Linked DNA regions of Mus musculus: region 1 is linked to region 2. A link is a loop called in an ENCODE intact Hi-C map of the cell type or tissue named here. Cell type or tissue: left cerebral cortex. All regions are shown on one strand. Each heading gives the region's core, and the rest is flanking DNA. Links, peaks and the distances in the headings are about the cores only. Region 1 overlaps Tenm2 (teneurin transmembrane protein 2). Region 2 overlaps Tenm2 (teneurin transmembrane protein 2).

Region 1 (8,669 bases), core at 2,903-6,902, 180 kb after region 2:
CAGTGTCAGACTGAGGCTACTGGTGGTGTGTGTGTGTGTGTGTGTGTGTGTGTGTGTGTGTGTGTGTGTGTGTGTACATGTGCGCATGTCCCATCCCTTTTCCCAGCTCCTGTGGATAGCAAGCCAACCTCTGTGACTGTTCCTGTGGCTGGCATAGTTGACTGCTAGCCAGGCTGCCTCTCATGGAGACTCATCAATATCTCACCTCAGTCTGTGAGTTGTCTCCATGGGAAGGAGGGGTTGCAGTCCCTGGGTAAGGATGACGGATGCACATGCAGATGGGGCTTCACCGGGACCCCTCCTAATTAGCAGAGTGCTTGGAGTATTTATATTAACCCTTCAGCAGGTGTGCAGGGAAAGGTGGGGCCTTGGCGGTACAACTCCTTAGTTGTGTTCTACAGTCCTGGTACTGTCGTCAGGAATTCTTGTCAGCGACTGTCATTTCTAATTCCTATCAGGCTGTCGATCTGAATTTTGTCTGTTTCCTTCATGAGGGTTGCCAGGTGTATTAGCAGAAAAATATTCTGCGAAATAGATATAAAATGGGTTTTATTAACTGTAAACATCTGTTAAGTCAAGCATCCTGAGTCTATTGCCAAAGTGCTTGATTTCAAGTTTCCATGTGTGCATCTGCCACCTATTTCCTATCCTCTAGGGACCTGTTTGTGGGAGTTCTCTGTGTACTAAAGGAAATGTGCGATTGGCTTTGCCTTCAACTGTAGCTCCATGTTAAAATATTTTTAATATAAGCAAAAAGGAAGAAGGAAGAATGATCCATTCTATCTGTGAGACTTTTTTCCCAAAATAGGGGTTCTTCCAGCTTCTCGTAACTGATATGCATTACAATGAACAGGTTTTAAAGAAACTCCTGGTATCTCCTGGTGCAGGTGCCAGGCTTGGCTGAGAATTCTCCAGGCAAGCCATTTGCCTTCCCACAGCGGGCTGCTGTCATGTCACCTTTGATGGAGTGATAATAACCTCTTGTGTCTGGGAACAGCTTATGTTTTACAAAGTACTTTTAGTTATGCTGTCTGACTGATTTGCTCGGATCATCTACCACCTGTGTGGTGGGTGTTACCATTATTAGTAGGTCCACATTTTGCTAATAAAGGTGCTGGAAGTAGAGGATTCATTCAGAGATGTAAAATGATATCTATCATATAATTGTATATAATCAGTGAGTATATTGTATTTACCTATTCTGTGCTGAAGGCTTGGTTTTCTTGTATGTGAAATGTGGTAGAGTCCACTCCTTAGACATTGAAGTTTTTATGTGACAAGATCTTAAGTGTGTGCTTGAAACTATAGATAGTACTGATCCCTATAAATACTAATGATTTTCTGATGCATAGCTATCTATGTAAAAAAAAAAACCCAATATTAACATGTAAGGAAATAGAGTGATTTTGCAATATCCTATAATAAATTGCCAGGGTCACAACCTCGGCACTTTGGAGGCTATTATTAAGTCAAATGAAGGCTGCTTAAATCCAATCACAACAGAATCATAGCAATTCATTTAATAACGGTCAGGTAGCATATACAAAGAGGATACACTGGACAAAGCAGTAATTCATGCCACAGGCAGGATATTGCAGAGCTATGTAATTTTATGACTCTATTCAAAAACATCATTTATGACCTATTTATTTCTAGACACTTACAGTTAATGATCTTTAAACATAATTTGCTATAGGTCACTAAAATTATGGAAAATATAACCATGAATATATGTTTGCATTTCATATATATATGTATATATATATTCGTGTATTTTATATATACATCTTATTTTATATTATATATCATATATATTATTCATTATATATATTATTCTTACATTCTTATATATTGTCTTCTTGTATATAAAATATGATGGTCCATTCCGTATACATAGAAGATTTTACGTTACAAGATCATAAGTGTATGCTTGAAACTGCAGATAGTACTAAGCCCTAGGGATATTTCATCCCACTTCCTTTTTGCTTATATTAAAAATATTTTAACATGGAGCTACAGTTGATGGCAAAGCCAATCACATATTCCCATTAATATATAGAAAACTCCCACAAATAAGTTCCCAAAGAATTAAAAATGTGTTCCATATAACTTAACTGTATTGTATAACTAATATATATTATATATAATTATATTCTTTATAACCATATATATTCCATTGATTTTCTTACTTTGTTTTTGTTTGTCTTGCTGTATTGGGTATATTTGTAACAGAGTAAATTCTATTAGAGGTGTACCCCCTCTCCAGCTCGCTAGCCCTTCCATCACATTCATGCACATATACTTCAGTTGTCTATAGGATCTAGAAGTTTGCCACAGTATCCTCTCATTTGAGGAGAAAAATCATCTGTAGATCTGGTCATTGGCTAATATCTAGAGACCCTCCCATGGGTCTCTAGAACATAAAAGGCAGATTCTCTCACTTCATTTACGTTTGTTTAAATAGAATGAGTATGAGGAGCTAGCATGCAGATCAAAAACCACCTCGGAACCATCCCAACAGTCTTTTCAGACCCCATGCTTGAGTTGCATTAGCCTCTGGGGGTAAATATGTCTCCAGAAGCTAGAGAGGACAGATGCCCTCATCTCTCGCCAGTGTCTCTGTCTGCTTGGACACACAGAGTGTTCTCTCAAGAGTCTCAGCAAGAAACCTTAAGACTAGCATCAGTCCAGTGAGCAGCTCGGAGCACATTGTCAAGGCTACTTAGACAAGCCCCATATGACTTGTGGAGGCACACTCCCTCCTCCCACTCCCTATGCCAGCTGTCCCCAGCCAAGGCCATATGCCAGACATACACGTTCACTGCCCGGCAACATGTGACCACTGGTTCAAGTGCATGGATGGCCTGTGAATTGCCATCACACAGATATCCGTATAAACCCACGACACATCTCTGGGTTTTCCAGAGTTGCTGTGGTGCCCACTTTCCTCCCTGCCTTTGCTTTTCATCTTAAAGAGCTTATAGTGCATTAAAGTGCAAAATGGTCCTTTGCTGGGACTATTTTCTCATTCTCTATCATCTTCTTTGAACCGTTTAACAGTGTCCTGGTTACCTGTCAGATGGACAAATGCCCTCCTACGTTAACCACACCTAGTCCTCCGGCATTCTCTGTGACAGGGCAAAGCATGTGAGCATGCATGTGGGGGCTGCCTCTCAGACTTCTATTTTATTTTATTTTATTTTATTTTATTTTATTTTATTTTATTTTATTTTTTGAAGTTATTCTGAAGATCTCTTGGGAAGTAGTTGGAGGTTGGATTCATAAAACTTTAAAATGTCAGAGCTGGAAGGCAGTGTAAATTACATGTGGTCTAATTGTCTCATTATAATGATGAAGAAATTGAGTCCCAGGGAGGGTGAGGTTTGCCCCAGTTTACCCCGACAGAGACTGCACTGCGCAGTGTCTGTCTGTCCTTCATATTGCCCTGGGACCCCCAAGATATGGAAAGTTGCCCCGTGGGTTGGTTGTCCAATGCTTTTGTCCTATAGATACCAACACAGTTTATTCACAGGGATGAGAAGTCAGGGAAAGGACAGAGGGTGGGGTGAGGGGAAGCAGAACTCCTGACTCCCAGGTTGGCTGTTTCCCTGAACTTAACACTTAGTCCTCGAGCATTCCCAGGTACCCTCACTCTAAGGTTTTCTCTTTCCCGATTCCTTTTATTGTGTAGCTCACAGAAGGTTGGTAGTAGTACCTGCTAATCTTAAAGCATTGCAGCATCCCTCTGGCTGCCCTAAACCCTGACTGCATCTCTAAATAGTTCCCTTATTAAACTCTTCCCATATCATCCAGTCCGGGTGTCATCTAGTGTCGTGCTAGCTCCTTAGTTGATAATGTAGACTATAGAAACAAACAAACAACCCCTACCACCGCCTAGCTCTCTGCATCTTCACCAACACCATCAGTCTTCCATACTGAACTTACTGTGGATAGCTTAATACTTGGCATCAGTACTGCCTAGGTATGGTAATCCATGGTCAAGGATAAAAGCCTAAATTCAGAGTCTTGGGTTCAAACTATGGGTGGTTTTTTTTTTCAGCCTTTTGCTAGCTGTTCCTTAACCAGCTAATTGCTTAACTTCTCTGTCTCCATGAAGACACAATATGAATATGTTCAAAGGACTTTGAACACGTCAGTGCGCATTATTAAATGCCCCTAAGCTCCCAGCGTGTACTACCAGCTAAATAAATGTTAGCACAATCACTGTTCACTGTTAGAACTCTTATTCCATAGATGGAAACTTTTATAAGGACTGTGATTCCACATAAATAGAAAAACTTGCAGTTTGTCTCAAACCTTTTACACCGTCATAAAAGTTCACGAGGATAGAGATTAAGTTCCCAGGGATGCTGAAGAAGGGGGTGCGGGTGAGAATTGGGTGTGAGTCACTGGGGTGTGAGGACAGATGGGACAGGAATGTAGACTGCACCATGCCGGACAAGCCGGGATGTGCCTGGGGTCTCTGATGTGCCGGCCAGGGTTGGAATTCATCCCCCTTTCAATAAGATGATGGGTCTGGGAGGAGGCACGGTGTGTGTGATCTGTTGCCCCACGAGACTCCTTGAGAAAAAGCCATGAGCTGGATATTCCCACAAGCTCAGAGACACAACAGCTACTTTACTAAGGTGCTGATGGGCACCCACCTGGAGACAGAAGTTATTCAGTTGTGTCCTTTGTTTTGTTTTGTTTTGTTTTGTTTTGTTTGTTCCTATTTGTCCTTCCACCTGTGTATCTGATGAGTATTCAGACTTGAGAAACTGACCACACTTTATCCATGAGTTTCCTTAAGCTATCCTTATTCTTGTGCTATACTCTCCTTGGAGGAGAGCCTGAAGCTGACCATTCAGATAAAAGCCTCTTTCCCAGTTCTACCTCCCCCTGCTGCATTCCCTCCGCAGTGCTTTTCCCCTTCCTTCCTCTAGGGGGCAGTAAATTCTGACATGGTCCTGACATGGTCCAGTTTCTGCTCTTGTATCCTTAAACAGAAGACTGTGACACTCTTCTAGAAAAAAGGGAAATAAAGCCATCCCATCTTCTGTGGCCCGGGACGGCGACGACTCTCTGTTATTACTTTATGTCAGACAAGAAAAGAATTTAATACACTGTCGGAGGGTGTGGGAACCTCGGCAGAAGGCAATTGTTTTCTATATAGTCTCTGAGTTAGCTCTTGGCACTCACCTAAGTGAGGATGACCCTGGCTTCTTCTGATTATCCTCTCTTTGCTTATTTTCTCTCTTGCTTTTATTAGAATTTCAATTATTGGCCCAGAAGGTAATTACAGGGTAATTAACAGGCTATCCTGCTAGGTAGGTATTAACAGGGTCCCCTGAATGTGAATAAATGTTAATACCCATAGCTATCCCTAAATCTGGCTTCTGGTCGCGTCCACACCTTTATGTGCACGGGCTGACCCAAAATATATCACTGTGACACCGAAGTTCAGGACTATTGATAGCTAAGTAAAGGAGGGCGTTGATTCTCCCATTTCTACACTGCTGAAAGGTCACCCTCTCTCACACTCTCCTCCACTCTCGATATTCTTGGCACTCATTTTATTCCCTCATTGCCCTCCATGGTACTTAAGACCTTCTATCAAGTGATGTAATTAGTTATTGAGAAGCTATCTGTCTTCTTTCAACCACTATACACAAACTCCAACAGAGCAGAAACTTGGTATGTATCCTCTGATTTATCCAGTGCCTGGTGGATGCTCAGCTCACATCCAGTGTTCTGTCAATTGACAAGTGCCTAAAGGAGGTTACACACAAGTACACACACACACACACACACACACACACACACACACACACACACGCGCGCGCACACACAAAGTGTTCTGATCTTCTATTTAGAAAAAATATGGACTTTGATTGAACAAATTTCCTCTGAAAATAATATCCTATGATAATGTTAGTAATATCACTGCAAAAAAAAAAGGAGTTTTTTTGTTTTTTTTTGTTTTTTGTTTTTTGTTTGTTTGTTTGTTTTGTTGTTGTTGTTGTTGTTGTTGTTTTTAAATGGCTAATCTATTACTTTTGGATTATTAACAAATTAGAAAGAGAACGTCTTATTCCCTAATGCTACTCCAGAGCCATGAGTACCTCAGCAGTCCTGTATTAGAAGTTCCTGACTCACAGGGTTCTATCCCAGCACCCCCAGAGGAAACTGGAGGTTCCCACCTAGTTTCTAAGCAGCTCTGGAAGCCTTGCCTTTTCGCCTCCCACAGTAGCTGTATCCAGAAATTCTCACGTATCTGTTAGAACAGGGATGGAAACAGACGTGGTGCCAGGAAGACAACTTCCAACAACAGAAGCACCTGGGAAAGTTTCATCCACTTAGAATCATTTGTCTGCTTTCAGCAGTGAGCTCTGTGTGCCATGAGAAGCGGCTCCAGGCTGGAAAGAGTGAGGCAGAAAGAAACACAGTGTCTGACTCAGGCCTCACTGGAAGAATGTGTTGGTTTTGACTCTCAGATGGCCTTTTTGGAAGGGAATCAAAAGTGACTCTCAGTTGAAGCATGCACACACATAAACACACACACACACACACCTGCACGTGTAGGTGCACACAGCTCAGGATCTCCCTTGAGCGAGTGACATAAGAAGGTGCCAGCTCTTAGGAAGAAAGATCCCCTCCTGCATGGAAGGACCTCAGCTGTCTTTATTGCATGGGTTTCACCTGTGTCACATATTACATACAGCTTCTCTCTCAGACAGAAGGAATTACAGAAAACGTGAAAAGGAAGAGGTAATGTTCGTGCTGGCTAATTATTTTCCCAGAGATCTGAGCACCTCCCTTCCTCTACTCCTGTCCTTCTGCAGTGGTGGTGCCCACGTGAGACACTGTGGGGACCTACATAAGTGCTTGATCCTCTGCAGTTACGGGTAGGCTATGGTGAGGTTAGGGACAAAAAGCTGATTTTGGCTATTCTGCTGGTATTGATCCCTGCTCATCAGTAAGGTTTTGCTGTGCTGGCTCAGATCTGTGCTTAGGCAAAGGAGTCCACACGTTTCCTGCCACCGCTTACTCAATCTATTACCGAGTCACATCAGCATTCAGGATGCTCTCCCCCTTTCTTTGACCCAGTTTTTAAAACATCCAACTAAAAATGCTTCATTAAGTTTATATAGAGGTTGCAAGGCAATCAGAATTTGTCCTATGGCTGTTACCAGAAGGATTACTATAAGACCTCTATCCCTTCCCTTCCAAAAGTCCCTGTCTTTTGAACCAAAAAGGAAAACAAATGAAAAAAAATTGCTGATGTACAGGAATACCTTACTGAAATTACAATTGAGTTTCCAGATTTTGGGGGGAGGAGGATATTGTTGCTATTGCTCTTACTGTTATTATTACTATTGTTGTTGTTGTTGTTGTTGTTGTCTTAACTCTTCCCATTCTCCCTACTTAGACAGCATATAAATTCCACATTTAACTTTGTCTTTGACCTCCTTACTGAGCAATCCCCCAAACCAGGACTGCGGCCCTAACTTAGGCACACACCAGCCACTGTTGGCACTCACAGTCACAGACTCTGTTCTAGCTCCTTCACAGCTGGCAACCTCTGTACGACCAAGTGTTTGCAACAGCATGCAGCCACATCCAGAAATTGTTTCAAAGGATCTTGGATGGAAATGGAGAGATGGTTTAGTCAGTAATGTGCTTGCTACACAAGCATTCGAACCTAAGTTCAGCTTCCCAGCACCCATGTAAAGGCCTGGCATGGTGGTGTGTGCCTGTGCTCTTAGTAAGACAGAATCAGGAGATTCCCTGCAGCTTGCTGGCCAGGTACTCTCGCCAAATTACTGAGCTCCAGCTCCACTGAGAGATCATACCTCAAAACAAAAACAGTGAAAAATTATAGGGTAATATGCAGTACACACACACACACACACACATACACGCACATATACATGTAAACACACATAAAAACTTACATTTCACATACCAGCAATATAAAAATCTCTCTCTGTCTCTGCCTTTGTCTGTGTGTGTGTGTGTGTGTGTGTGTGTGCTATGTGTTTATGGGTACCTAAAGTGGTGAGATTCCCTCACTTTAGTTAATAAGTTAGTGTTATAGGAGATTGTGAGCTGCTGGACACGGGTACTAGGAATTGAACTCTGCTTCTCTAGAAGATCAAGTGGTCTTAATTGCTGAGCTATCTCTCCAGCCCCAGACAAAGATTTTTTGTTGTTGTTATTTTCTTTATTTACATTTCAAATGTTTTCCCCTTTCCAGGTCTCCCCTTCAGAAACCCCTATCCCATCCCCCTCCCCCTGTCTCTATGCCGTGAGCCCCTCCATGTGTACTCTTTGGTTGGTGGTCCAGTTCCTGGGAGTTCCAGAGGGTCTGGTCTGTTTACACTGTTGCTCCCTCCATGGAGCTGCAAACACCTTCATCTCCTTCAGTCCCTTCTCCAACTCCTCCATCAGGGAACCCCCGCACTGAGTCCAATGGTTGCCTGTGAGCATCCACCTCTGTATTTGTCAGGCTCTGTCAGAGCCTCTCAGGAGACAGTCATATCAGGCTTCCATCAGCAAACACGTCCCGGCATCCACAGTATCGTCAGGGTTTGGTGATTGTATATGGGATGGAGTTTTAAAAATGTTCTTCTTAGAGTATATTGGCTCAGGTTTCATCTTCCCCTAGT
Region 2 (8,669 bases), core at 2,655-6,654:
GCCAGCAGCTTTCTGTTCAGCCACTGTGTGTTCTCCACTCCTTTTACCGCCTTAATAATCAGTAGAGTTACATCTGAGCGTATCCAAGATGGGGGTACTTCTTTATTTGGGTCCAAGCAAAACACATATCCTTCTATTGGCAGAGCATGAAAAGAGTTATGCTCTGGCATAACAAGATTAAGCAAGCCCACTTTGAATACCACATTGTGACTGGGGCAGGCAAAAGTGTCTTATTCTTTTTGCACCAATTCAAATTCTACATCTGGCTCACATAGGAATTCCAAACTACAAGATGCTGAGGGTCCTCGGGCAGACTCTTAGACTATGACGTGGTAGAAATTCAAAGAAGGACTATTGAGTTATCTCGTTATTGTTGTTTAGGTTTTGTTTTGTTTTTCCTGAATTGGTAAGTGTTCTAAGTCTGGTGCATGGATTTGACCTTCTGATCTTACAGAAACATGATTTTGAGGAGATGGTCCATCGAAAGGTTGGGCGTCTCCTCTTCCTGCGAGCTCACGACTGTGTTGGCTCAGGTTACCATGGAAAAACAGGCAGTTATCTCACCAATAACTAACTTCTACCAAATACTTGACCTTGGAATCAGCAATTTACATCCTTATAAAAGAGGTCACTGAGGGAATTTAACTGTGTAATCCTGGCCCCCGTGTGGCTAGAGGACAGTGGAAATAGAACAAAGCTCATGAGGCAGCCCTGGAAGTGATTTGAATGGGCAAATCATTTCTTTGCCACTTTGTTTTTTTTTTTTTTTTTTAAAAAATGGAGCCTCCTTTTAAAATAGTCGAGGAAGGTAGGAAGATGCAGTGTAAGTCCATGGCAAATAGTGCCTCAAAAACTCTGCCCCAGGACTCCAGAAAGCCACCAGTCATCACATTTGGAGGGAAACCAGGGAGAATTTAGGTGTGTGCGTTACAAAAAGCTTCTTCCCTAAGACCTTTCCTTCAAACACTATGTCTCCCTTTTATTGTGCCTTTCTTTCTAAAAAACTAAGGGAGAAAAATCACCTTTTAAACTTGAGCCAAGAAACACTATTTTTGCAAGTGCTAATATTTTAGGGTGGGTTCCTCTTTTTTTTTTTTTTTTTTAAGACAATTATCAAGACGAAGCATTTGTTTCTTCTTTTGTTTACCCGTGGCAGTTTGTCAGCAGTTATGGTAAGTAGACTTCCATCTGCCAGTAAAACTACATTGCAAATTGCCGTAGAAATTAGCAGCTTTCATTTTTGCCTACATAAATAAATATGCGAAATAAATTGCACACAAATGCATCCTTTAAAAAAAAAATCACAGGTACACACCGCACAGTTAAATGCCAATCAGACAAAACCAGAGACACACTGCGATTATCTCAGTTTTCAAACCTGGAAGATACACGGATGTGTTTCTAAATGAGAGAGGCCGCGGATCATGCTCGCTGAGATAAAAACAGAAGCTGCCAGACACCGCACTGTGGCTTTATTCTCAGAGTCCCCTGCCTGAAACCCCGCTCTATCTTTTCTCCGTGTGTGTATGTGCTCTCTCTCTCTCTCTCTCTCTCTCTCTCTCTCTCTCTCTCTCTCTCTCTCTCTCTCTCTCTCTCTCTCTCCTGTCTCTCCCTCTGCTCTCCCTCTCTCTCCCTCCCTCTCCCTCCATCTCTCCCTCTCCTCGCTGTCTTCCCTTGCTCATTGTTCTCTCTCCCCCTGCCTTTGATGCACATACGTTGTCACATTCCATCGACTCCTCTCTTCTCTGTTCTTACACTCAAGCCTGGCGGTGCTTTCGCCAGGCAGCAAGCAGCAGCGTCTCCTGCGAGTTTTAGTCATGTGTGCAGCTCAGCTTGATCGAGCGTTCCTTTTCTGCCTTTTCACTCTTACAAAAGATTAAAAGGTGGCGTCACATTGCTCCCCTGTTCCTTCCTGCAGGAGGGACTTAAAAGGGACAACAAAAACTAATCACTCTCAATAAGTATTTTTCTTGCTGGCAAAAAAATAAATAATAATAAAGAAAGGAAAGGAAAGAAAAAAGAAAAAAATAAATAGAAAGGAAAGAAGGCAGAGAAGGGGAAAGGCGAGGGGGTGGACTTAGCGGTGGTGTAATTTGAGCCCGTGGTGAGGATTGGAGCGAGCTAGCGATGCTGCACACTGCTAACAAGGGAAGGAAGCCTTCAGCTGAGGCAGGTAAGAGCGCCGAGCCGATCGGAGGGTTTGACCGAGTGGCTTAGTTAAATTTCTGTTTTCACCGGTTTTATAATTGAGAAAGGCATCTGCAGCAGAAGCCGATTTTTCAGTCGGCTTCCTTTTGTTTAACATAGAAAGTACCTGTATTAATTTTGATGAATTAGAGCATGCAGCAAATTCAATTGAAAATAGATTTGTATAGTAAATGCATTTATATGGAATGATTTTTTTCCTCCCTTTTATTTAAGGGGAGAGATGAGAAATATGATTTTGATCAGAATAGCACTTTGCATTACGTTAAATTCTAAACAGCTAAGGGAAGGGGGAAACATAATTCAATTGATACTGTTTTTGAACTCCAGGACTTAAGCCCTGGGAAGACAGATGGTATTTGAAATTTTTTCCTCTTTCTGAACTTCTGATGCGTTATAATAATTTCTCACCGGAGGTATCGGCAAAGGGCAGAGTTTATTTAAGTCTGGCTGCTTGGGTGTGTTTGGCTTGGCTCTTGTGGGTGAGGCGCATCTCGAATCTCCTGAACCTGAGGCAGGTTGACGGTTTCTAAATGGAGACTAAGTGTTGTCCCAAATGAAATATGAACTTAAAACATCAGGTGAGGGCACGCCTTAGAGAGGCATCCAGTAAATAATTAGGAGAACCGAGTTATGACAGTTTGGAGGGGGAGTTAACTCTGGAAGTGCTGTTGGATAAAGCTTTCTGGATTCGAGACCCCCTTAATGGCAGAGGGGGCTAATTAGAGACTCAAGTGGGAACTTTGATTTAAGCCCCCAAATCTAGGATACCTGTAGTGCTCTTCTAGAGGTAGCTTTAGGTGGACATTCCTTTTGTGCGCTATGAATGGGAACTCTGGATTGTATCTGGTGGCATTTCTCCTTTGACAAGCTCGGGGATGACGCTTTAAAGGGCTCGTATCTATTTTCACGGTGAACAAACAGAGACTATGCTCTATCCTTGAATCATCTCTCAGCACAGGGTGTTTGTGGCCGCAGATGTTGTTTTTAAAGTTTGGGCTATTTGCTGTTAATCTCACTTTTGGTGGATTTTGTTTTCATTGCCTCTGCTGTTAAAAAAAAAAAAAAAATGAAATTGTGACCGGCATGAATGAACTGATATTTGAGAATGGAGAAATATAATACAAATAAGCCAACTTTTGAAATTAAGCGTGACCAGAAATCTGAGTCCTATCCAGGTTTTTGACAAGCGTTACCCGACGTATTTAAGTTGGTTTTTAAATTACCTTGGTGGGCATAGGGGAAGTTCCTTACAAGTGTGCTGTTTGATTAAAGAGAATGCTTCCTGGGAAGGGAATATGGAAAGGTGATGGCCGTGCCTCTAGGCTTGGCCCTAGGAAAAACTGCCCTTCTATGGCTCTGTGGAGTTCAGTGAGCACAGAAAGATAGTATTTCACACATTTGTGTCGTGATAGAATGTTTTCTTGCTTAGTTTCCAAACTGGACTGGCTGTTTAACACCTCTATCTGGAGTATCTTGTGTTGCCAGACCCACCTAATGGCATCTTGTACATGCAGCTCATGGATTCAGCCTTGAGAGGGCATGGGGACAGGCTCGGTACTGGGCAAGGAGGAACAAGTGGAAAGTGGCTCTGGTCAGACAACGTCTGGACAACATCCAGAGTTTATCCCGGGTAGGAGTTTCCTGGGAAGGTCCCGGTACAGGTGCAGGCAAACGGAATTATTTTCTGTGGATTGAAGAGAGAGAGAGAGAGATGGGATCCAGGAAAAGCCATACAGCCATGGGATGCTGGGTAGATGTGTTGGTAGACACTGGCAAATTTAAAAAATAGCCTCACAGGTAGTTTTCCTCCTCTTCAACTTAAGAAACTTGACAGAATCATAAAGTGGCTTTCTTCAGAATTCTTTCTCTGTGCTGCCTTCTTGAATGAACTCTTTTCTGATTCTTGGTACACCTAAACATTGACGGCTTTTTTTTTTTCTTTCTTTTTCTTCTTCTCCCTCCACCGCTCCCCCCGGCAATTTTTTTCTAATGATAAGGATTATGCTTTAAAAGAGTGGTACGGGTTCAGAAAATATGCCCAGGTACCGTAACTTTATCACATATATTTTCTTCCTCTGTATATGAAAATGACTTCCTCAAGGTGAGGCAGTCATAAGTTTTAAATTATACCTTGTCCACTTACCACCACATGAGCCTCTGTCTCTCTCCTAGAAGGACACAGGACTAAAGTGCATGCAGAGAGTTGCCCTGTAACCCGGTGGCATCTCGGCTGGCTGGTGGCACTCTTTAGGGTAGATGGCAATCAGTGGTATCCCTACTCAAACTATCTGATTCATATAAATAGCATTTTTCTGACTTTTCCAGTAGATGTTGCTGGAGAGCAAAGAAAAGATTATTTCCACCCCCCACAGGAAAGAGAAGAAAAACTAGACTTACAAGAGGCAAAGAATCAGAGCCCTCTCTCCAAACTAATTTGCTAATTAATGAATTACATTGTATCATTACCTTTTATGTCTTTCTATAGAAAGCTATTCAAACTTGATTTAGATTTGTAAATGACAATTTGTCCTCCTTGGGCCCTATATATGATGTCTGTTTGCTGTTTTCCATTTTTGTTTTTGTTTTGTTTTGTTTTGTTTTAAATCAAGTTAGCTGCACATTGCTATTCAGAACATCCCATCCCTGAATGCAAAAACCCTTTAACATGCAAATATGATGTCAGAGGAAGAGCTGAAATAGAGTACCCGGAGAAGAGTAATGATCAAACGCATTATAAAAATATGCACCAGTTGCCAACAAGTAATGAAATATTAAGAAATTAAAAGCATGCAACCTCTAAAGTAATAGAATTTCATTGCTCTGAGACTGTTTTCCCACTGAATATTAAGTTCTTAATAGATGTACCAGTTAAAAAAACAAAACAAAAAACAAAAATCGAAAACCTACATGGTTTGTCAGTGAAGTTCTTTCATTATATGATGTTGAAAAATTAGCCCAATAGGATTTTCCTCAGAATGGGAAATGTAATTAACATTGGATATTAAGTGCCAGACTGACAAAGCAAAAGCCACACGGCTTGATGGGGGAAATAGAAACGCAAAAGCAAACAGGAGCAAGCGCTTAGAAGCTGAGGGGATCCACGCTGGAACTACTCTGCTGATAATCATTCTGATAAAATGACAAAGACATCCCAGGGGAACCCAGGATTCTAGTACCCAGACAGGAACTGATGCAATTTCAAGCAACCAATGACCTCTGTCTATGGGAATATTTGTTTTTAGATATGATCAATTAACCAATTTCAGTGGAGAAGGGGCATGTATTTTTTTTCCCCTCACAGAAGGGGATTGTTGGGCATCACAAAACCACTTTCGCACAGAAACAGAGTCCGACCTACGTCGGATAGCTTTTGGATCCTGTTACCTTAGGCAGACATGGCTCTGTGCTGGTGGATTTTCCTGATGCATTGAAGTATTTCTTCTGCACTTTTCACTCCTGAGGTGTGAAATGCTCCAGAGGCTGTTTTAATATAACAACCCCCATTTCTTCCTTCCTTCCTTTCTTTCTTTCTTTCTTTCTTTCTTTCTTTCTTTCTTTCTTTCTTTCTTTCTTTCTTTCTTTTCTGGGAAGGAAAGAGTTTATATTTAAAAGGCCTGAGTGTCAAGTACATCTATTTTGCAATTAGCACTAGAAGTCCACTGAGGTAAGGACAGCCCAGCTTTGTTCTTCGTTGATTTACGTACATATTTTGTTTGATGTGTAGTGGTTGGCTTGTTTTCTTCCTTTCTTAAAAAAAAAAAAAGTATAGCCTACATTTGCTGTATGATTGTATTTTCTGGGATTGTTTTACCTGTTGTTTGCACCTCTCTTCTTTCCTCATACCGTCTATAAAGTACTTCCTATATCAAAAGCACTACGAGTAAAATGCTCCCAAGCTTACCCAACAAAGAGAAACGTCTGCCCATCACTGACATCTTTATAGAAGTGGAAGCCACAGGGTGGACCTGGAAAGCACTGGTGAATACACCAAATGAGCCTCCCTCTGTCCCTCAGCAGAGCAGGCAAGAATAGGCTGGTGTGGATTGAGGGCATAGGAGAAATAGGAAATAGGAAAGAAGATGAAAACATGAAATATTGTGGGACAGCACCATCAGATGGAGCATGTAGGAAACATAGACCCCAAGCAATGAGGGATGCTACTGCCAGTAATGGGCTTTGAAGGACCAGACAAATTTGGGGTGCCCACGGGAAAGATGTCAGGCAGTTTGCAGACTAGTTGAAACTTGGTATGAGAGTAAGAAAAGAGTAGAATCATGACAGTAAAGTTTTCCCCAGGATTCTCTGAAACATCTGTCTAGATGACCTCTCTTCTCCAGCTACACTGCAACCTTCTGAAGCTATCAATGCTGCGACCGTATTAACTCACTTTTAAAGATATGTTGCTAGGACAAGAGGAGTGCATGCCTGGCCCCAAAGCTGGAGGCCAGTGCACCTTGCATTAGCTCAGTCACTGGTTGTAAAGTTGAGAACTAGAACTGAGAAGAGTGAATGTGGATGCTATTGTAATTATTGCGACTTCTTGTGTGTGCTGGAGATGTCTTGGACTCATTAAGACAGATTTGGTATGGGTATGTTTATTTCATACCTTTGTAAGAAAAACCTTCACCGTTGGTTAAAGACGAGGCACGTGGTTTAGAAGACGTGGTGTTCTCTCTTTGCTATTGCTATTTGGACGCAATACACGTCGGGTTTATCTCCAGTTTCCTGACATTGATTATGATGGATTTGTGTGATCTTTGAGAGTTTTCATCTTGCTGAAAAGGTATATACTTTATTTATTGAAGTTAATTGCCTCCCCAAATTGCCTGTGTTGTCAATTACTGTCTATAAACTAGTGATACCTCACCTTGAACTCTTTGCTGCCTAGTACATTTGACTGACAACCACAGTGATAGACATTAGTCCGACTACATAATATAAATACATGCGTAAACCTTTAAGGTGTTTCTTTGCAATTCGGTGGACTTCACAATGAGAGGGAGCAGAAACAATCATTAGCACAATTAAATAAGAGGAGTGGTGCATAGTTGCCTCAGAAATGCTGCTTTTATGATCCTGTTTAAGTAGACAGGGTCGCCACTGTCGCCTCAGAACCAAGCTGCAGATGGGTGACTTTTGGTGTCCTCTGGCCACTTTAATTTAATTTGTCCCATTTACTTTTCTAAGCTTTTCATCTTCCCACCATTTTAATACCATCAGAGATGGGGGGCTGCCCATGACATTCACACTTGACATTATCAAACACAAAAGCATCACTCATACACTTGAGCGCATTACAATGCAAGGGAAAAAATATATCCCAAAGCCTCGGAAATTATCGCCTCATACCTTCAGTGTAGGTGGGGTTTTTTTTTTTTTCTACTTGTTTTCTCCTGGATGTGACTGTTTGGCTTCTGTGTGTTTGTATAGGATTCTAAATTATCTAGAAAAAAAAATCCGCAATCAAAACCAAACCAAAACAAAATAAAATCCAACAAAACAAATCCATACTACAACATAAACAGCCTTGTACTGAATGTATATGCCTTAATGCAGTCCTATTGCTATTGTTTCACTGTTAAGGGCTCATTACATTTTGATGCTTTCCCAAAGTTGGTCTTTGGATTTGAGGAGAGGTGCACTTTCTCTGTCAACTTCAGTCTGACAGTTTCGGCCAAAGCTTGTTCTGCTTCCAAGTCTATCCTTGTGTTTCTCTATTACTGCTGAGTGAGTCAGAGATCTATTGACATCCACTGTAGACCTACCTCTGTGCTTGTGTGTGTGTGTGTGTGTGTGTGCTCGCTCCCATGTGGTGGTGGTGGTTTGGAGGGCAGGCTGCAAGTTGGGGGAAATATTCAAATACGAATTTATCTCTAGGCCCTTTTGCTTATTATTTTGAACCTTCTATTCAAAGATAAGTCCCCCACCTCCACACCCCCAACGTCCCATGTAAGACAATCCTTGTGAACAGAACAAATATCATTATCAGACTGTGGTGAATCGCTTTGGCAGTGTTACATCATGCATCGGGATCCCGGGTGCTGTAGAGCTCTGTAAAGCCAGCAGCTACACGGTACCCTGCAGGTTTAATATACTTCTGCAGCCTTGTGCTTCGGAAGGATCTCTGTAATTGGAGACAATCTAGTAAGGAGAACTTTTTAAGCCATCGGAGGCTGAAATACAAGTTTTTGAGAAATGGGAGTTCGCTAGCTTGAAACTGAATGGATTACAAATTCCTCTTAACTGGACAGAATCCTAATTGCCTGTACAGTACAGTCCTGATTATCCGGAGTTTGATTTTCCAGTACACGGATTATTCAGATTTCTTCTCTGACTCTGTCTTCTCCCTAACTACCTGACGTGAAACACTTGTCTAATCATTAGCGCCTCTGCTAATGATATGGAAGGGAGAAGTCCAAGCCAGTGAACAGCATTCAAAGATGGAAGGTTGTTAAAAAAAA

Evidence for each region. Hi-C counts contacts between places; a loop is a spot of excess contacts. Peaks named below come from ENCODE experiments on the same cell type or tissue, not always from the same donor. Only the 100,000 strongest peaks of a DNase experiment are listed, where the experiment ranks them.
Region 1: it touches region 2 in a loop (3-fold over the local background); 1 of 42 quality-filtered maps calls a loop at or near these places.

Annotation. Positions count from the first base shown.
Region 1 is chr11:36,486,571-36,495,239 of GRCm38, reverse strand. The region is part of intron 2 of Tenm2 (teneurin transmembrane protein 2); the gene reads left to right. Among named protein-coding and RNA genes, the nearest start is that of Gm33585, 130 kb to the right of the region's middle. In left cerebral cortex, for the core only: a CTCF peak has its summit at 4,927 (motif pointing right); DNase peaks (open chromatin) are centred at 5,002 and 6,363.
Region 2 is chr11:36,670,973-36,679,641 of GRCm38, reverse strand. The region is part of intron 2 of Tenm2 (teneurin transmembrane protein 2); the gene reads left to right. Among named protein-coding and RNA genes, the nearest start is that of Gm51889, 22 kb to the left of the region's middle. In left cerebral cortex, for the core only: a CTCF peak has its summit at 4,536; DNase peaks (open chromatin) are centred at 2,887, 3,020, 3,707, 4,519 and 1 more place; H3K4me3 peaks cover 1,794 bases; H3K27ac peaks cover 1,804 bases.